Regions from separate parts of the Homo sapiens genome. Here region 1 is linked to region 2. Evidence: read pairs that join two places in POLR2A ChIA-PET (ENCODE). Cell type or tissue: Panc1. All regions are shown on one strand.

Region 1 (2,500 bases), 200 kb after region 2:
ATTTTATGTACAAGAACAGGTGGTGGGTGTAACTTTTGCTTCCGGGAAGATGGAGTAGGCAAAGATGTACTTCTCCCTATTCCTCATACTAATAACAACTAAAATCCTTATACATTATATATCAAACATAAAAAGACTCTAAAAGGTGGAAGGAAGAAGGCGCCCCGCTAGGGACCTCCTGAAGACCTATGGTATGACATGATAGCGAGTTCCCTAGGTTTTCTTTTTGTCTCATGTATCCTAGAATTGGAGGTAAAGAAGGTGACAACCCGGAAACACCAACAGGCACGGACTAAAAAATCGTCAACAAAAGCTGTTCTCTCTAACCAAATGACCAAGAGTCAGCCTAGCAAGACAACTTTGAGACAATAACTACTCTACTCTTGTCAAACAACCCAGAGAAAACTGTGGTTCCCAGTCAGAATCGCAATTATTAAAAAGTCAGGAAACAACAGATGCTAGCAAGGCTGTGGAGAAATACGAACACTTTTACACTGTTGGTGGGAATGTAAAATGGTTCAACCATTATTGAAGACAATGTGGCAATTCCTCAAGGACCTAGAACCAGAAATAACATCTGATCCAGCAATCCCATTACTGGGTATATACCAAAAGGAATATAAATCATTCTATTATAAAGATACATGCACATGTATGTTTATTGCAGCACTATTCACAATAGCAAAGACATGGAACCAATCCAAATGTCCATCAATGATAGACCAGATAAAGAAAATGTGGTACATATACACCATGGAATACTATGCAACCACAAAAAGGAATGAGATCATGTCCTTTGCAGGGACATGGATGAAGCTGGAAGCCACCATCCTCAGCAAACTAACACAGGAACAGAAAACCAAACACCACATGTTGTCACCCATAAATGGGAGCTGAACAATGAGAACACATGGACACAGGGAGGGGAACATCACACACTGGAGCCGGTGGGCGGGGAAGGGTGAGGGTGATGGGTTGATAGGTGCAGCAAACCACCATGGTACATGTATACCCTATGTAACAATCCTGCACGTTCTGCACATGTATCCCAGAATTTAAAGTAATAAAATAAAATAAAGAAAAATAAAATAAAATAAATCCTCACACACAAAACAAAAAACAAACAAACAAAAAAAACTGTGGCTCCAACTCCTCCTATGCCAGAAAAAAGAGTACCCATACTTTCACTCTCACCAGGCTATAACTAGGTGCCCCCAATGCAGTAGGTGTCAGAGAAGGCAGAGCAAATGTTTAAATGCTAAAGGAACAAATGGCAGATGAGATCCATGGAAAAGCTAGCTATTGGGTTAGGAGATAAGAAGAATAAATCAATTAGTGACACAATGGTACTTCTATAACTTAAAAGAAAAATATTGGAATAGCACAGTGAAACAGATGATTACAGGTAGGGGGCGTATCAAATTGACACTGTCTCCTTCTCCCAATTCTGATCACAGCAATAAATACCCAAAAATACTTCAGTTTTTGCTTGGTATCTCTTAAATTCTCCAATATTCTCAACAGCAGTATGGATGGCCAGCGTAGCAGTTAGTGTCATCAGCCAGTCTTATTAAAAAACTGAGTTGACAAATGGCTATAACCAGGAAGCAGGGTTTATCTTAAAGATAGCTTTAAGTCATGCCTAAAAATTAAAGCCATGGCAGGCCTGAGGACAGTCCACAGGCAGGCCTCATTTTATTTTTATTTTTTCCTTAGATCCAGGGACAGACTGGATAGACCTAATTTTAAATACAAGTTTTATAGAGACCTTAAATAGCAAAGAACCAGGTAGGAAGAGAATAAATTAAAATGAGACTAAAGATAAGTATAGGAAAAGGAAATGTTGAAAGCTTGAAAAAACAATTTGGAAAATATATTTGCAGATTCATGTACTTTATAAACCTATTTATAGAGTACTAGTAATATGTTTTATTATTTTTGTCTCTAAATCTTTCCTATATATTAGTAAAAGAGAATTGTACCCAAAAGTATAAATGGCAAAATCCTACATCACTAAATACTTATCTTTAAAAATAAAAAAGCCTATTTGACTTCACAAGATTTTATAAAACAAAAAAGCAGATTTTAAAATATTCTACTAGTTATAAAAATCTGGAAATAAAAAAAGGATACAGCATCCATAGCTATGAGATGAAACCTTCTATTTCTTGCTTCTTCCCTGTTAAAACAAATTTTTTTAAGAAAATTCAAAATGTTTATATTCAAATTAACATAATCAAATCCCCTAATCCGAAGCAACTTAAACCAAGAAATAGAATTGACACTGAAATACCATACCTATCCAGCAATTCTGCTGCAACTTGTTTATGGGCCACCTTTCCATGTTTTTCTTTCTGAAATGGTTTTTGGAGCAGTAAGTCATCTTCAACTGTCCTGATATATTAAGAAGAAAATAAGAGTTCACTTTTTTCAAAGGTTATTTTCTAATTCTTTATATTTTCATAACTGGAATATACTTTAAAGAATGTAAGTCTTAACT
Region 2 (2,500 bases):
CCTGCCTCAGCCTCCCCAGCATCTGGGATTACAGGCACCTGCCACCACGCCTGGCTAAGTTTTGTAGTTTTAGTAGAGATGGAGTTTCACCATGTTGGCCAGACTGGTCTCGAACTCCTGACCTCATGATCCACCCATCTTGACCTCCCAAAGTGCTGGGGCTACAGGCGTGAGCCACCGTACCCAGCCCAAGTTGACATATTTTAGAAGGTGAATACTCCCATTTATCTACCACTGAGATTAAAAAAAAAAGTTACAATACCCCAGAAGCCTCCATCCATCTTTCTCCATACCCTGCTGGTTTGGATATATCATTTCTATTTAGAGCAGATAGGTTATTAGACCTGTTTCAAACTTGAGATTTAAATTTTTAAACTCAGAATTATACAGTTGATTTTTATTTTTACAGACCATTTCAGAGATGTCTTCCAGAAGTACCAAAGATTTAATTAAAAGTAAGTGGGGATCGAAGCCTAGTAACTCCAAATCCGAAACTACATTAGAAAAATTAAAGGGAGAAATTGCACACTTAAAGACATCAGTGGATGAAATCACAAGTGGGAAAGGAAAGCTGACTGATAAAGAGAGACACAGACTTTTGGAGGTAAATGGTCTTCTGATCCTTTAAATTGTAAGCTCTCCAAGAAAGCGATGCATGAAGATTTCCTGATGCTACCTTCTTACTCTTGCCGTGTTCCCTGTCTTGTCCAGTTGATTAGTTTTGGAAAGCTGACATTGGGTTTAGAATCTTAAATTCCTACTTTGACTTTGCCAAGTCTTAGATGTACTTTAGTCATTACTAACTTCTCACCTTTTAAATGTAATTGAGTATGTGTTTTGAGGTTACCAGGTACTAAGTTTGTTCTGGAAATAAAGACATTGCGATTAATAGTTTTGCACCTTTAACATGGTCTGTTTCACCTTTAGTATGCTCTGTTTCTCAGTTATTTAAAACAAAGTAATAACCTAATTCATCATTCTTCCTATAGCTTCTTGGTAATTTAGCTTAACTACATGAATATTCTTGATAACTTTTGTTATGCTGTATTTAAGATTGTGAAACATTCTGGCTAACTATTTTCGCTATTTTTAAATTGATAGCATAACTTAGAAGCATTCGATTTTCCATACTTTTTTTTTTTTTTTGAGACTGGGTCTCAACTCTGTTGCCCAGGCTGGAGTACAGTGGCTTGATCATAACTCACTGCAGCCTCAAACTCTGGGCCTCAGGCAATCCTCCTGCCTGGGCCTCCCAAAGTGCTGGAATTCCAGGTGTGAACCGCTATGCCTGGCCATTCCATGCTTTTTTGGAGTACTAAATTACTCGTTGATGTACTTTAAGGATACTGTGCTGGGCTTATATCTCTTTTTTACTGTGGGAGAGGAGAAAATATTTACCCAATAGTTATATAATCTGGTTTTCCTGTTAATTTACTAAATGTAAAAAATCAGATCTGTCCATTTCAGAGTATTAAATAGTGTTCAGATTTCCTTATTTAAAACATATTTTATCATGCATATTGGCTGCTATCCAAGTAATTCTGGTTTTCAGGCTTTTGAAGGAAAAATTATTAGACATGTTGGCATTTACACTCTGTTCAACTATATTTCGGATTCCCTAATTTATAATTTGTTATGGCATAGACAGTAAGGAAGTTAGGAACTTATTAGAACTAGAGGGACTTAAAAATGTAATCATAAATATAATCACAAATTTGGATTTAATTATTTTGCAAAAGTGCTTTTATTGTTTGTATTTAGAAAATAAATGGTTAAGGCCGGGCACGGTGGCTCATGCCTATAATCCCAGCACTTTGGGAGGCTGAGACAGGTGGATCACCTGAGGTCAGGAGTTCAAGACCAGCCTGGCCAATATGGCGAAACAAAAATTAGCCGGATGTGTTGGTGTGCACCTGTAATCCCAACTACTCGGGAAGCTGAGGCAGGAGAATCGCATGAACCCAGGAGACAGGTTGCAGTGAGCCAAGATCGCACCACTGCACTCCAGCCTGGGTGACAGAGCAAGACTTCTGTCTCAAAAAAAAAATAAATAAATAAAATAAAATAAATGGTTAAACAGTATACCATTTGATTTATTTAAATTCTCTAAACAGGCACATAATGAAACTGATTTATTTTTTGTAACAACATACATTGAGGTAAATGCTTTTTCAAGCACTTAGAGAACAGTCATCACCAGTCCACAGATATGAAGGTTATTTTGCAATCTGGTAAAGGAATCTTATTGCTTCCCTGAGAGATAGCTTTCCATTTCATTCCACTTTTTGAGAAGCACTGGATATTTTGTTCCTTTATAATCAATTAAACTTCCTATAACTTCTACCCATTTGTTCTAATTGTGCCTATTAAAGTTACACAGAACAAGTCTTATTTTTCCTATGCAAACTGACAATTTATTAGATATGTAAGGAAATTTTGCTTCCTCTTAACTTTTCTGCAGACCAAGCTCATATTCTTCAGCTTTTCTGGCTTCTTATCA

What was found. Peaks named below come from ENCODE experiments on the same cell type or tissue, not always from the same donor. Only the 100,000 strongest peaks of a DNase experiment are listed, where the experiment ranks them.
Region 1: POLR2A ChIA-PET joins it to region 2 with 8 read pairs; 8 of 35 experiments call an interaction of 5 or more read pairs at or near these places.

What each region holds. Positions count from the first base shown.
Region 1 is chr10:93,696,003-93,698,502 of GRCh38, forward strand. FRA10AC1 (FRA10A associated CGG repeat 1) reads right to left here. Exons shown (of 14, transcript NM_145246.5): 3 at 2,299-2,394; 4 at 2,134-2,179. Among named protein-coding and RNA genes, the nearest start is that of FRA10AC1, 5.3 kb to the right of the region's middle. In Panc1, a CTCF peak has its summit at 1,429; no DNase peak of the experiment used is centred here.
Region 2 is chr10:93,499,631-93,502,130 of GRCh38, forward strand. CEP55 (centrosomal protein 55) reads left to right here. Exons shown (of 9, transcript NM_018131.5): 2 at 410-604. The coding sequence starts at 422. Among named protein-coding and RNA genes, the nearest start is that of CEP55, 4.3 kb to the left of the region's middle. In Panc1, no CTCF peak of the experiment used is centred here; no DNase peak of the experiment used is centred here; H3K27ac peaks cover 1,297 bases.